Regions from separate parts of the Homo sapiens genome. Here region 1 is linked to region 2. A link is a loop called in an ENCODE intact Hi-C map of the cell type or tissue named here. Cell type or tissue: endothelial cell of umbilical vein. All regions are shown on one strand.

Evidence for each region. Peaks named below come from ENCODE experiments on the same cell type or tissue, not always from the same donor. Only the 100,000 strongest peaks of a DNase experiment are listed, where the experiment ranks them.
Region 1: it touches region 2 in a loop (4-fold over the local background); 2 of 110 quality-filtered maps call a loop at or near these places.

What each region holds. Positions count from the first base shown.
Region 1 is chr2:204,021,470-204,029,469 of GRCh38, forward strand. No RefSeq gene overlaps it. Among named protein-coding and RNA genes, the nearest start is that of ICOS, 89 kb to the left of the region's middle. RefSeq lists an enhancer at 5,893-5,952. In endothelial cell of umbilical vein, CTCF peaks have their summits at 3,238 (motif pointing right) and 4,962 (motif pointing right); DNase peaks (open chromatin) are centred at 3,212 and 5,832; H3K27ac peaks cover 1,174 bases.
Region 2 is chr2:204,535,582-204,543,581 of GRCh38, forward strand. No RefSeq gene overlaps it. Among named protein-coding and RNA genes, the nearest start is that of PARD3B, 5.9 kb to the right of the region's middle. RefSeq lists a silencer at 3,432-3,632. In endothelial cell of umbilical vein, no CTCF peak of the experiment used is centred here; a DNase peak (open chromatin) is centred at 3,400; H3K4me3 peaks cover 256 bases; H3K27ac peaks cover 2,238 bases.

The DNA of each region.
Region 1 (8,000 bases), 510 kb before region 2:
CTCAGCGGTTGATGGTATCTAAATTATTCTGGTTAGCCAATTTTATTTTCTGGCTATCCAGCATTAAGAAAAACAACGCTTATCTCAGAAAACATTTCCAGAGAATGGAATACATGTAATCACTGATTTTTAGTGATGAAGAGTTCACATTACAGGAACTCCAAAGTAACAAGGAAAACTCTACAGGGTGGGATTGAGATATTGGATCTTGATATTAACACATTAGAAGCAGAGAGATGATTAAAGAATAACACTAGATTCTCTCTCTCTCTCTTTAAAATCGCTAACCCACTGTCATATCTTTATTTACACACATATTGTATAAGTTAAAATTACAGTTGCTCTTGTTTATACCTTAAATCTCAAGGATGCCTATGTAAGCCAATGAGCCACTTGAGGCAAGAGAAAAACCCTGTTGCTTTTGCGGGTTTTATGAGAAACAGCTGGGGCACTTAGACTTGGGATATTCTGGAAGGTGGTTGTCCTGCTCTTCTTGACTACTTGCCTCAAGTATCACTGACACACAGCAAAACTATCCTCCAGGAGCCTTTTCATGGTCTCTATTGATCTAAAATATTGTTATTTTGACCCTAAGGAAGAGTCTGATGTGCAGTGGAGTCATACATCCTGAGATGTGAGGGGTCAGGCATAGAAATATTGAATGCTTCTTGTTATCAATAAAATCAGGTCTTTTTCTTAACCTTTCAAGCAATAAGCCCAATAGATATATTAACAAATAACAATATGAGGGAAATAAGCTTTGTGTTGTACCTAAGTCCATTCATTCTTAACCTCCATGAGATTTAAGGCAGATTTGGGTGGGTTTCTGGGAAAAAGTCATGTTACTTAAGTAAGGGGAAAATATCTTATTCATGGAAAGTCTCTTCTTTAAGAACCACAAATTGCATCAATAAAATAATCAATGGCACACAGCAGCTAACATGCTCAATTCTTCACCTTTAAAGCGGCACTCTTTCTGGCTCTGTGAGGAAGAGAGCCAAAAGTTAGATGCTATAAAGACAAGCATATAGAACATGTGGTAGAAAATGCCAAAGATTTCTCCAAGAATTCTCAGTAGCAGAACCCCTGAGCCCATGTTGAGACAGGCCCTACCACAATGAAGGTGGACTTGATTGGTGATAACTGTGGGAAGCATTCTAGTCCTCTTGTCTGACCTTGCCCAGACTTAAAGGGACACACATCTTGTCTCTGCAGGCATCTGCTGGGTTTCCCCCACCACCATCCCCTCGCCAACCTCTCACTCACAAGACATTAAACCTCCCCGTGTTGAGTACCTTGTATCAGGGGCAAGCTTAGTCGTTAGTGATGAGTATCTACTGACTACAATCACTTCACAGGCCCTGGGCTGAGCACACTACAACCGCTGTCTCATTGAATCCTTGCAATCGCTCTAGGAGGGATGTTTTGGGGGAATTTTTGGTCAAAAAATAAGAGACTCCTTTCAGGTCCTGAGCTGATAAGTAAATTCTTTTTGTATGACAGTGAGCAGGAGGTTCAGAATTTTGAGACAAATAACAGAGTCAGAAAGTTTTATTTTGTTTTTCCCCCAGCAAACTCCCTTTACTTTTGACTTCAGGTCACATTATATAACAATCTAATATTACCTGACCTGGTTTTTCAGCCTTCTGATGCTGAAATCTCTCTCTTAAAGTGATGAAAGGTTTCAAAGCTCTGAATGGAGATAAAAATCTGTTTCTGCCTTCTTCACCATCCAACACCCACTCTTTCTTAGGCAGATCTGGCAAAAATATGTTTGTTCACAAAGAAGCACTGTGGACACAACACAGTCGTCACAGCTTCCCCACCTTGAAAGAGCAGCTTCCCTGTGACACCTACAAAGACTGACATGAATGGAGTCAAGCTGCAGCTTCTCACTTGGGGCACAGAGAGAGAGGCTGTCACAAAGTAGCAAGGATGCAAAACATGACAATTGTCTCAGGACAATTCAAAACAAAGCTAAAGACCACCCCAGGCTCTACTCTAGTTCCCTTATTTTAACTTAATATATTGTTTTGTTGAAATAGAGTATTTTAAGCTCTGTTTTCCTCAACAGCTTTGTAAATTCAATATGTTCAAAGAAACAGGAACTATTGTCACAAATGGCCAAAAAGAAGTCCTGGCCTGTGTCCCTAGGATTGCCCCAGGGTCTCTTAGCCCACAGAGGCACTTTGAACATTACGATTTTACAGATACTGGGATGAGGCCCAGAGAGCTTGATGAGATTTACATAATCAGAAAGTGGCAGATGAGGGAATTAGGACTCAGGTGACATAGTTTTAAAATGGTTTTCTGATCTACTACTATACTATACTGTCTCTTGGAAGCCAACACGTTTGCATCTTTACACTGACCAGTGCCAAGATAATACTAACTTAAGAGAGAACCAGACGGGTGGCTCTAAGGCCAAAATTGGGTTAAGGGTCCATTGCGTGTTAAGTTAGAACCACAGAAGATTTGCTGCTGATACTCTATTAGAATTAATCCAGTAAAATGCTCCTAAAGTCTCTTTAGTTTTCTGGGATTGTTCATTTGTCAATTAATTTTCTTTCAAGGAAACTTTAAAAAAGGTTTTTAAATTTGGGGATTGAGGGTGGAGAGTCTAACTAAAGGTATCACTTGTCCTATATATATTAAAAAAAGATAGTCTAAGCCCACATTCCTGGAATCAGAATGAGGCAGAAAATTGGACTGAGTTCAAAGAATTGTAAGACAAATGATTAGGAGCTTGGCAGAAGTGAATATTAAGTAAAGAGTAAAATTACCGACTGTGTATAGTTAGATTAGGCCAGAGTATGAAGTGGGGGAGGAGGGTAAAATAGATGGAGCTCTTTGAGATTTGTGATCCTCAAGTACCGCTCCCAGGGATCGAACGGCAAATATTCTGTCAGGTGACTGTGGATTTAATAATCAAAAGTCATTCTTGCCTGTGAGCTACATGAAAGCAAGGGCGGCACTGCTTCATCAAAATGGCATTTCCTTGGAAAACACACTGTAAATAAAAAGTGGTAGTAAAACAGGCTATACTTATAAATATCATAACGTGTGAGTTTTGTGCTGGAACAAAATGCAGAAAGTTTGTTGGCCATATCCCAGGCAGACTGAATTGCCCTTTGAGAGAGACTAGAGTTTTTTTAAGCACAGGGCTACCTAAATATTCTCCCAGTTTCCAACTGCTTTCTTCAACTTTTTCCTTTGCCTTGTTCTTTCTTCCTCAAGAGGGCACCAACACCCCATCCCTAGAAAGGGTGCTGCTATGTGTGGATTTCACATTGAATGTTGAAAACATCTCTCTACAGGAAAGAACCTGGTTATAGACCAATAAACCAATAATGAGACTTCCTATTTAGTTTCAAATATCTTTAAAAACAAATTGCATTTTGTTTAATCCCAGACTGATCATTAAACAAACAAACAAAAAAATCTGTTATATTTGGGAGAGGAGAACTGTGAGATTATGTTCATGGTCTCAAAATAAGAGAGGCAAAGTTCAGCTGAACTGCAACAATTAGACATGATTGTGCATTCACATTTGCAGGATATTTTTCTTAAGTCTTGGTGGGAGCATGAAAGGAGACCTTATTGTGTGTGTGAGACTGGTATACAAACCAGCGAGCACACATTAATGACAAACAGTCTTTGTTAAAACCCAGGCAGCAGATATGTTAGAGGTATGCCAAAGAAAGCTTAACATTCCTCTGTCGAACATGTAGCACTTTTATTTTGGTCGAAGAATGCTATAGACAAAGGATATAGCAACGCTGTGGACTGGCTGCGTTCTTTTAACATTTGCTTTCATATGGAATAAAATGCGTAATTTCTCCCAATCCTTATCTTTGTCTGGGTGGTGAAATTCATAAATAGCATGAGTACCACATCATATTTTCTGTACCTATTTGAATGGAATGAAGCAATGTTGCCTACAGGTTTTGTTTTGGATTGTGAGCTAATGACCACATGTTAGGAGCCACTGTTTACAAAAGTCATTTCCATAGTGTTTACTGCTTTGACCAAATGAAATTTACAATAACTTAAATCTAACATTTAACGATACACATAATTGTTATTGTGCCATTATATTATTAGGCATAAATGGAAAGCAGTTTACATAATAAATATTATTTTACCCAGAAGAACAAGAGTTTGGAGTTTTACTCCTCATTCAGCTTGACTGTGGTCATAGATATAAAATTATAATGATATTGTCATTTTACTCTAAAATTATGCTTTCCTCCATCTCATTTTTTTCACTTTTTCCCTCTTCTGTCTCTTCTCTTTTTCTTTATCTTAGTAACAACTGTAGTCATCATTGTTACTATCATCATCTTCCCCGAACACTGACATATTCTGATATCCACGCATATTGGGGGTGAGAGCTTTGGATCTGGCTTCCAAAGTTGGGAGATCCTTGGTCTAAGACCCTCCGTCCTCCTGTGCCCAGGGGCAAAGTTCTCAGGGCTTTGCTTCCTCTACCTGTACTTAATCCCTTTGATAACCTGAATTAATTTCTGGGGTCCGCTGTAAGAAATTAGCACAAACTTGGTGGCTTAAAACAACAGAAATTTACTCTCTCATAGTTCTGGCGGCCAGAAGTCTGAAATCAAGGTGTCCTCAGGGCCATCTCTGTCTGAAGGCTCTAGGGGAGGATCTCTCCTTCCCTTTTCCTAGCTTCTGGTGGTTGCCAGCAATCCCTGGTGCTCTTTGGCTTGCCTCTTTCCAGTCTCACTTGTGTTGTCACATGGGATTCCCTCTGTGTGTCTGTGTCCAAATCTCCCTCTTATAAAGATGCCAGTCCTCTTGGATTTGGGACCCAAATCCAATATAACATCATCTTAACTTGATTTCATCAGCAAAGACCATATTTCCAAATAAAGTATTTATAGGTTCTGGGATGACCTGAACTTTTGGGGGACACTATTCCACCTACTACATACTCCCAGCCCTATGCCACCCCCTTCCTGAAGGGGGCGATCTGCTTCCTGCTGCTGCTGTTCCTCTTGCCTGTTTTTCTTGCTGCCATGTTTTCACACCTAGCAAAGAGCCGGGTGTGACTGAATACCTATTTGTTAAAAGATTAATGTTCCAGAAGCATACTTTCTAGGAGGCTTAAAACTGCAATAACTCCAAGATCTGAAACTGTGGATTCCCTGAAAAGGGGAGTTGTAGAGAAAGACGAGAACCTAGGCCAATGGTGAAGCCACAGGAGAATGAGGAAGGCATAGGGGGAAAGCTGAACATCTGGGAGACTTAGACCAGGGTGTTGAAAGGAAAGCAACTGGCGTCAAGAAGTCAGGGCAAGGATGGAGGAGTCCGGGTTGCTAGCACATGATTCCCTAGTCCTGAGCTATACACAGAGGAGACGGTGCAGTGAGAGATAGAGCAAGACAGACCTCTAAAAGTATCCATTATGCTCGGATCTGTTTCCTATTACTTGATACTTTCCCACCAAGATAAATCTCCACCAACTTGTTGCTGCTTTTAATAGGAAAGAAAAAATTTTGAACCAAATATGACCAGGACAATTAAATCTGGTTAAAATTTGGTAGAATGGCACATGCCAATGGTTGCTCCTTTGCTCTTTTTCCTGAGAAAAAGATATAGAGTGGGGCCTCTAGGTGAGATGGTAGACACCTGATGGAAGAATGGCAGAATGAGGAGAAAGCTGCACATTTTAGGTTTTGCCGAGTCTATCCTGCTTATCTCTGTTCCCATGGGGACATGTATAGACGTGTTTCATATTTAGAGCAGCTGGGCTGAACTACGTCTCAGCAGGTGTTTCCTGTGAAAGGCTTTTCAGATTATGATGATCAAATCATATGCACAGTGTGGTAAAATTCATGGGTGACTCATGGATGCCACAAAATAATTGTCATATCATGTTTATTTAAAGGTCTTGAAAGGGCTTAGAGGTCACATTCATTGTGGTTATTACAGAAGATTTTTCAAATGACATCCATCAGGTGATGAAAAGAAAATCCTACCAAGTCATATTTTAAGTCCAGAAAAGAAATTTTAAACAACTGGATCTTCTGGGCAACATTTTTTGTTTGTTTGTTTGTTTATCTGTTTCTTTTTGAGATGGAGTCTCACTCTGTCATCCAGGCTGGAGTGCAGTGGCACAATCTCGGCTCACTGCAGCCTCCACCTCCTGGGTTCAAGCGATTCTCCTGCCTCAGTTTTCCAAGTAGCTGGGACTGCAGGCATGCACCACCACACCTGACTAACTTTTGTATTTTTAGTAGAGACGGGGTTTCACCATGTCAGTCCCGCTGGTCTCGAACTCCTTGCCTCAAGTGATCCGCCTGCCTTGGCCTCCCAAACTGCTGGGGTTATAGGCGTGAGTCACCATGACCAGCCTAGGCATAGATTTATTGCATAGATTCAGTGATCCCTCCTGATCCAGCACCTTCTTCTACCTTTGGGAAAATGGAGGCCTAGGGAGAGAAAGGGATTTGTCCAAAAGTAGCACAGATTATTACAAGGAAAGCCAGGACTCAGACCCAGGTCTACTGAGCCTAATGCTTCTTCCACTCCACTGTGCTGCAAAATTGTCACAGCTGTCTTAAATTTAGCTATCTTCTAACATTCTTTAGAGTACCATAGTGATGATGGCCTTTGGATTTTTTTCAAGCAAAGGCAACATATAAAAAGAAAATGAAAATAAGAAAATTTGTCTATTAATTCATCATATGCTTATTGTGAGCCAATTTTATACCAGATACTACACCCAGTGCTGAGTTATTATTTGAACTTCTGATCCAAAGACACATAATGCACTCTTGAAGACTGCAATCTCGAATTTTGGTCAACATTCTTGCCTTTTTTTTTTTTTTGAGACAGAATCTTGCTCTGTTGCCCAGGTTGGAGTGCAGTGGCACAGTCTCAGCTCACTGCAACTTCCACCTCCTGGGTTCAAGCGATTCTCATGCCTCAGCCTCATGAGTAAGCTGGGATTACATATGTGCACCACCAAACCTAGCTAATTTTTGCATTTTTAGTAGAGACACAGTTTTGCCATGTTGGCCAGGCTGGTCTCAAACTCTTGGCCTCAAGTGATCCACCTGCCTTGGCCTCCCAAAGTGCTGAGATTACAGGCATGAGCCACCACACCAGGCCAGCATTTTTGCTTTCAACATTATTTTTTAACTCAACAAAATATTTTCTACAGGTTCTGTTGCTCTCCAGTAAAATGCTTTCATATTTCATAGTAGTGGGCGAGAAGAGGGCAGGGGTGTTGGGTATTGGTTAGGTCCTAATACTAGGTGGTGAGGCCCAAGCTTAATGTAAGATCTCCTGAAGGCCAATGGGACCAAAATAATCCCACTAACCTTTGATCTCTTAGAGGGCATGTAGGAGCCATTCCATGCATCACCTTCCACCCCAGCTTCACATTCTCTTAGGTAAAGGTATAATACATATTTGGACTAAAATGTAAATATTACAAATTGTTCCCTCCATTTTCTGTTCCTTCTACCTGGCTGTACCTCTAAACACACATGTGTGTTGGGTGGGGGAGCAAGATGATTAGTTAAAACATTGAAGTTGTCCTAACATATTAGAGCTGAATTTTATGTGCTTTCTTTGTAAGTTATGCCTATGTTGCTAGCAAGATACTTGGGAGTCACCTTCATGCTTTCCCTTCTACCATCTCATATCTATCATAAAGCCCCATAGATTCTTCCTTTAAATCAGCTGAAAGCTTCTCTTATTCTCTATGTCTACTGCTGTAACTATAGTTCAGGCCGTTGTTATCACATGAGAGAGAATGTAGCGATCTCCCTGATTTAGTTTTGTTCCTTCACTAATTTCTGCCATGCCAGACATAAGTTATGTCTTCCTAAAACATCAGTGTCATGATAACATTTGTCCTGAATGCCACCCAAAATTGGATGGCCTCCATGGCTAGCGATTTGCTTGTCAACCTGGCTTGATATATGAATCATCAACTAATTTATTCTCAAGAATCTATAATTGCCTCCCCT
Region 2 (8,000 bases):
ATCACCGGATGAGTATTCAGTCCTGAAGGGGGAGTGGGTCTGTGTGATTCACTGTAGCGCACATTATACTATAGTAGGGTAGGGGTGGAAAAGGTGTAAGGCCCTTCCTCACCCATCGTAAGGGTCATGGCCTACACTCCTACAGTAAAAGACAGATTAACAAGAGAAAAGCATAACAAATTTACTTAATCAAAGTTTTATGTGACACAGGAGCCTTCAGACATGAAGACTCAAATACCCAGGGAAAACTGTACATTTTTATGTCTGAATTTGATGAAGAATAGGCAAACAGCCATGTATAAATGTAATTGGACAAACATGGGATTAAATAATGGTAATAGGCTAGGGAGGCAGGGACCTAGCAAGACCTGTCTGTTCAGATTCTTCTTGGCCTCTCTGTGTAGAGTTCCTTCCTTCTAGCTATCAGGCAGGACTCCTCTGGAACAAAAGTCTTATGCTCTACTACCAGCTAAGGTAGATCAGAGAACTTCTCCATGGCCAGTTCCTATACAGAAAGGTTAGAGTAAGGGGAAGGCTAGAGTCGTATTTCTGGGTTTTATGACTTACTTTGGGAAAGATGGGTTCTATTTTCTATGACCCACCATGGGGAAGAGGAATTCTGGTTTCTATGACTTGCTTTGGAGGAGAAAGAGGGGTAGGGGGCAGGAGATAGGAGGGCAGCAGAAGATCAGAGAGAGAGAGAGAGACTTTGCTTCTGAAACTGCTTCTGAGGGCTTCCAACCTCCTTTAGTTCAAAGGACTAGCATGCCAAAGTGCCATACTTTGGGATATTGTTTTCTGAGCCCCAGCAGTAGGGTTCAAATGCTCTTCTGGGGAGTTCCTCCTAACAATATGCCTCTCAAGAATAAAGTTTCATTGTCTCTGGTTTCTGCCTATGGTTGGCCATATTTGCAACCATCAAATAGTTATTCAAGAAAAAATGGTTTGCTTGTTTCTTCTGGAATGCAGAAAAGTCCCAGGCCTTGGCTCTGTTCTTATGCTGTATCTTCCCATCCTAAATGGGTGTTTCCTTGGTGATTACTCTAGTTTAGCTCATAAAGTGTTTTTGTTTTTGGTTTGTTTGTTTGTTTTTGGGACAGTCTTGCTCTGTTGCCTAAGCTGAAGTGCAGGGGCACGATCACATAGCTTCCTGCAGCTTCCTGCAATCACGGCTTACCAACTCCTAAGAGCCAGTGTTCAATTTCCTTTCTTCAAGAAAATTTATTCAAGTTTCCATTGACTTCCCAATTACTCTAGCTATAATCCAGTTTATTGTCAGTAGGCCCTGGGTTCATTCTGGCAAAAATATATGTAAAAGCCTTGGGTCCATGACTTATTGTCCATTAATTTATCTCCTCTTGAATTTACTTTTAAGTTCTTTTTGTTCTTTGCTAGAATAAGTTGCTTTGGTTTTAAGAATCAGTCTCACTCAAAATAATGTGACAAAAAATAATTGGTTAGCAGGTGACTGTTATTTTGACAATATTTGTAGGTTAGTACTGGGGTCAATGGACACTTGAGGCAGCTCCAAAAGTGCTTTTATCTCACGAGCCACTGAAATCTCAAGGTTTTGGCTTTTTGATTCCTTCAATACCAAGCAGCCAATCCTCTTCTATTCTGTAGCCTACATACTAGAAGGAGCCAATCTGTGTGGCTTAGCTGATCACCAATGACTTTACTTGCTTTTAATATCAGATTATATCAGGGGTTGACTAGCCTATGCATGGCTGTCTTTGAGTCAGGGACCACTCTTAGTCTTATCCATAGCTATCCTAGTCCTTCAGCATATAGCACTGCCTCTTTGAGTAAGGAACTTGCAACTTAATGAAACTTATTGGATTTGGTAGAGGCATGACCGACATATGCTACTCATTGTTAATACCATCATTTTGTGGGTATCACTTGCCAGAAGTTTTATATACATGGTAAACGGATAGTTATTTTTGTTTGCTGTGAAATTGCTCTTTTCAAGTCTTGTGAGACATGTTAAAGTCCATATATAACCTATTTATTTTCTTTATTCTATTTATATTCTGATTATATAATAAAAGAGCATTTAAAAAGTCGTAACATATACATATTAACAAGTGTGCACACGTTTGAAGGAAAATATGGATTAATTCATTTTTTGATATTGAAATAAAATTATACTTATTCATGTATACATGTGGCAAAGCATTAATGGCTGTATCAAATAATTTTATACAAATGAATCATAACTGTAAATCATATAGTCTTTCAAATCTTCCATTATGAATTCATGGATTAGAATTCATTTAGAATTCATTATGAATTCTAAAATTATAGCATATAAAATAAATGAAATATTATCAGATAGCACGTAGTTTGACCGCAGCATTTAATATTAATAAGATTTTTGGATTTGCTGCTTACAGTACTATGCAATCATAGCTAAACCAAACTATTAATTTGAGTTGATAACTGAGCAAGAGTAGAAATTTTTTTATTTCTTAAATGATGACGGAAATTAATGGTGATTTTGGCAATCAGGGAAGAGCTTATATTTCACTGTTAAAATGTAGAAGTGCTTTCTCTTGAGAAAAGCATGAATTTAGCTTAGTCTGGGAAAAAAATTCATTTTTGCAAATATACCAGATTGAATTGGAAACATTGTTAGTGCTTCTCCTAAATTTAAAATATTAGTGAGATTTAAAATCTCTATTTATGAATCGTTGTAGAAGCCCACTAGGAAAGACCTTCTGGGCAAATTATTAGGTTTGTTCCCAAACACTTCCTTGCCCTTCTCCCTGCTAATTGGCTTCCCGCCAGTCCTGCTAGCACTACACACTGGTAGAAGCATGGAAGGGGGAAGAAAAGAATCCAGGGGGTGGGTATTTGTCTCTCGTCTTCTTTTCTCTCTCCTTCTCTCCCCTGGTTGTGTTTTCTGGCTGTGGCTGCAACTCCTCCTGATAGTTGCAGGTCTTCTCTGGACAGGCTCTCAGCTCAGTCCTTGCTTTGGTTTTAGCTCCTGCCAGGCGGCCCAGCTTCTGGGTTCTGCTGACATTCTGCATCCTCCCTGCATACAGCCAGCCCTCGCCCTCGAGAAAGAAGCAGCTTCCTGCTGTGGCTAATCTCTGAATTGCCTTCCCATGTCTTGCTTGGCTTCCCAGCCCTTTCATCAACAGTGTAATTAATTTCTCGTATTCAACTCCCTCTGTTTGATACAGGGTATGTTTTCAGTTTGCCTGACTGGACCCTGAATCATACGGCATTTCTCCACTTTCCATTCATGGAATAGCAGACTAAAAGGACTTTACATTAAGCAATAATACAGTTTACTACTCTGGATAAACATACGTAAAGGCAGAGATATTTTACAAATATGTACACATGTGACGTTTCACTTAAATTCAGCCTGATATGACTTACTCCAACATCTTTCTTTTGGATTCTTCCCAAACTCAATCACTTCCTACTCAAAGTCTTTATATATAAAGATGTCAAAATAATGACTATCAAATGCTGTTTTATGCATATGACTACTTTGTTCAAGCATCTAGAAGCTATCTCTTTGGTGCTTTAGATCCCAAATCCTTAATCTATTTCTCACAGCTGTCCCTGAATCATTTTCCTCTTCCTGAATCTTTCTAGCCTTATATCCTATGTTATGCTCTGATGAAACCTATCTGTTCTGGTCAGACACTCTTGCTTTCCATTCTTAACATTCAATTTCCTGTTTTCTACTGTTGTGTCTTCACTAGGGCAGCAGCGCCCTTTCTTATCACATCTTTGACATTGATAATACCTTATAGAGAATAAGAATAATACCTTATCATCATTAACAATTCATCATTATACACATATGTAACTTCTCCAGATCTCCCTCTTTTTGAATATTGGCATTTTCCAGGATTCTAGTCTAAGCCCTATTGCCTTTTCATCTTAAACTCCTTCTTTGGATGATCTCTTCTCTTCTGACAAGTTGAGCTTCAATCTATGACCCCTGAATCTCAATATATAGTCTTTAGACTTTCTCCTGAGCTCCAAACTTGTATTTCCAGCCGACTAAACATTTTTACCTGGTTGCTTCGCGGGCACATCAAACTTAGAATGTCCCAACTGAACTTACTCTTTTTTTTCCCTAACATCTGCAAAGGCCTCCCCACTTTCCAACTTCCTTAGCTTTAACTAATAATGTCACTTCTTCTTCTTCTTCTTTTTTTTTTTTTTTTTTTTTGAGATGGAGTCTCACTTTGTCGCCCAGGTTGGAGTGTACTGGCACGATCTTGGCTCACTGCAACCTCCTCCTCCTGGATTCAAGTGATTCTCCTCCCTCAGCCTCCCGAGTAGCTGGGATTACAGGTGCACACCACCATGCCTGGCTAATTTTTGTATTTTTAGTAGAGACGGGGTTTCACTATGTTGGGCAGGCTGGTCTTGAACTCCTGACTTCAGGTGATCCACCCGCCTCGGCCTCCCAAAGTGGTAGGATTACAGGTGTGAGCCACTGTGCCCGGCCAATTATGTCACTTATTAACTAGTTGTCTGAACTAGAAAACAATGTTTCTTAATTTTTCCCCAAAGCTTACCATCCTCCACCTATCACAAATTCGGAAAGATATCCCCAATCTTCCCCTCTTCATCATCTGTATTGCCTTAGTCTTCTAGGAGGCCACTGCTGTAGACAATCTCTTCTACCTCATTTCCTGCCTGTCTTTTGGCTCATTAATGCTCCAGGAACCAAACTGGCTTTTTCTTAATTCCTAAAACACATCACTCTTGGTCTTATCTCAGAGATATTTGCATTTACTGTTCACCTTTTCTCTGGGTTCTTCCCAAAGTAACTTTTTTTCTCTTACCAATCCAATATAAATAGGTTCTCCCTTACCCAATTATTCTCTATTACAGAACCCTGCTGTTTGTACCTTTTATTATACTTTATAACAATGTGCAAATATTTTGTTCATTTGATTAGTCATTTATTATCTGTCTTCCTCACTAGGGTCTAAGCTTCATAGTCACTTTGTGCTCAGTTACGTTATAGGTGTTGAAAAACTACTGTTGCATTAGAAAATGAATGGTGGATTGAATGAACTAAGATGGGGCTTCTGCCTGTCTCTCAGGTCCTCTGCATTCCACCAAACACAAATCCGATCATGTTACTGTCCTGCTTAAAATCCTTTGGTGGTTTATAATTTTCTGCAATAGTCATTTAAATACTCAGCAAACTTTTTTGATATTTACAATTGTGGGGAGAATAAGTGTTCAGAATCTTAAGTTTAAATTGAAACTGAAGGAATAGGTAGAAGAATGAACACCATACCAGCACTTCCTAGCCCAGTGAGAGTTCAAAGCCTTGAGCCATGGCTGGCTCCGGTAGCTCACACCTGTAATCCCAGCACTTTGGGAGCTCAAAAAAGGCAGATCACTTGAAGTTAGGAGTTCAAGACCAGCCTGGCCAACATGGTGAAAACTCGTCTCTACTAAAAATACAAAAATTAGCCAGGTGTGGTGGCACACATCTGTAATTCCAGCTACTCAGGAGGCTGAGGCAGGAGAATTGCTTGAACCCAGGAAGCAGAGGCTTCAGTGAGCCAAGATTGCACCACTGCACTCCAGCCTGTGCAACAGAGCTAGACTCTGTCTCAACAACAACAACAAACCACAAAGCCTTAAACTAATGTTGGTCAAATATCTAATGTTATAAATTCTGTTACCAGACAGACAGGGAAGTGAAGAAAGCACTGGACTATGACCAAGAGGTTCTGGGTTCTGATTCTGGCTGAACCAGTTTCCTTGACCTCTCTAATCCAGTTTCCTCATCTACAAAATGAGGATATTGTATCAGGTAATCTGCAAGGCCCCATTCAGCTCTGTAATTCTGTGATTCTCAGATACTAGATTAAATGTTTCCGGATTGCTTTTTGAGCATCAAATGAAATAATATGTAGATTGTGAATTAGAATACACATCTTAACATTAGTTTTGCTATGGTCCTGGCACCCTCATTACAGAGCTAGTTACACTTTGTCTCCAGCAGTTGTGTACTTGATGTGCAGTTTCTACGTATCATTTGAATTGTTTCACTTTGCAAGTAGTTTCAGACTCAATGAAAACAAGTGACATTTAGAAATGCTAGTAAGTGGAAAAAAAGTTGAAAGAGGGCAATATATCTTGCCTACTATGTGTTGAGTGCTTTATGTATATTACACCTTAAAATAGAGTTATCATCCCATTTTACAAAAAAGGATAGTGACATATGACTAAGATTACTTAGCTTATCACTGCGCACACATGACTTACACACTGAAATGTCCAGGCCCAAATCTCTCTCTACCTTCTGTCAATTACATGGATGCCCGTTCACTTCCTCTCCAAGTAAAGGGATATAAATGAGAATCAGAAAGTGGCCTTTGGTAAAGTAAGCAGAATTGAAAAGAGAACTCTTGGTTGCACCCTTACCTCAAAGCTATCTTTGGACAGCTGAGCTTGCTGGAGAGCACCAATGACCACTGCTATTGGCCCTCTTTCTAACAGTCTTCTACAGATGCCTAGAGGTGAAAGGACTTGGTCCTATCCAGAGTAGGGCCTATTCCTGTGCTTACCGTTAATGGGCCCCAGTGAGCTTCAGAGAAGGAGATCACACATTGAGGAAAACAACTAATTAATAATCAAAATTAACTTAATATAACAGCATCAGGACAGTTTCCTTGCTTTTGGTTGCTCATTTTACTTTTTTTTTTTTTTAAGAGATGCTCATTTCATGATTCAGCTCCTTTTCAAGAAAACAAACTTAGGGAGAATATTAGTTTCTACAGAGTAGAATTCAATATAAGGAGGGGTGATATAGCTGTACCATTTGTGAAGACTTGTGAGTCTTGCTTATAGGATGGGCAAAAAATGGACCTTCCAAAAAGCCGGTGGCCCATAATATTCCCCTTAGGGTGAAGAGCATTGTTATTTGTGCATCCAGGACAGCTACAGAAATAAATAACCAAAAATGTCAACAAATGAATGCCATGCAGTATTTAGAGACAAACAGCTCTAAAGAAGAATCCATTCTTGTCCAGTTAAACAATAACCCAGACCATTTGCTTTTAAATATAAAAGGGAAAAAATGAAAACGAATACCCATTTTTCTCTTTCATTATTTATGCAATCATTCTTGCACCTGCTTTCAGAAGGAAGCAAAGAATGTGATCTTTTATACTAATGCTCCAAGGGTTTTATAAATAAGTTAATTTAATTAGTAAAATTGATTCAATTTTTTTGTGATAAATAGTACTTGCTATAAATAATTCCTTGAAAGGTAAAAATATTTTGTTTAACAGTGCAAAACATGAGACTCAATTACTGGTCAACTATAGATTAAATATTATCATTCTTCATTCAATGTATACCTGATAGTACCTGACATTTTAGTTAGGCAGGGTGGTTTAATAATATTGGTCAGGATTATTGTTCTTTCTCTGTATAACACTTCTTTACTGGCTACTCCAGTACTTGCTAAGCTGTTGGATAACAAATGGAAAAATATCACATCACAGGCATATTTATCTACCGAGCAGGCAAAACAAGAAAATGGAACCCGGGCTTGGCATCATCTAGTGTTACTCAATCAAGGCAAATTATTTATTGTCTTCTGCCCAGGAGGTCCCATGGGGCATGAAATATTGATTTAGGAATTTGCTGGGCATGAATGACTGTGTGTTGCAATTGTGTTCTTTTTTTTAATCCCTTGATAATATATGGTAAATTGTTTCTATATATGCTGTGATGAGGCTGAATAACAAATTAAACCTGGCTATTTAATAAACATGAAATGTAAACACTAAACTCTTCATACTAACTTAGGGCTATAAAAGGTCACCCCATGGTGTACAGGATTGCACAATGCACTGTTCACATCCTTGTCTAGAGTCATCTCTTCCTTCATCTCACAATGGCATGGCCTCTGCTGCATCCCCTAGGTCCCGATTCCAACTTCCCAAGTGGAACTGGGAGAGCCGGAGTGTTCTTTATGGTTCACTTGGGGATTA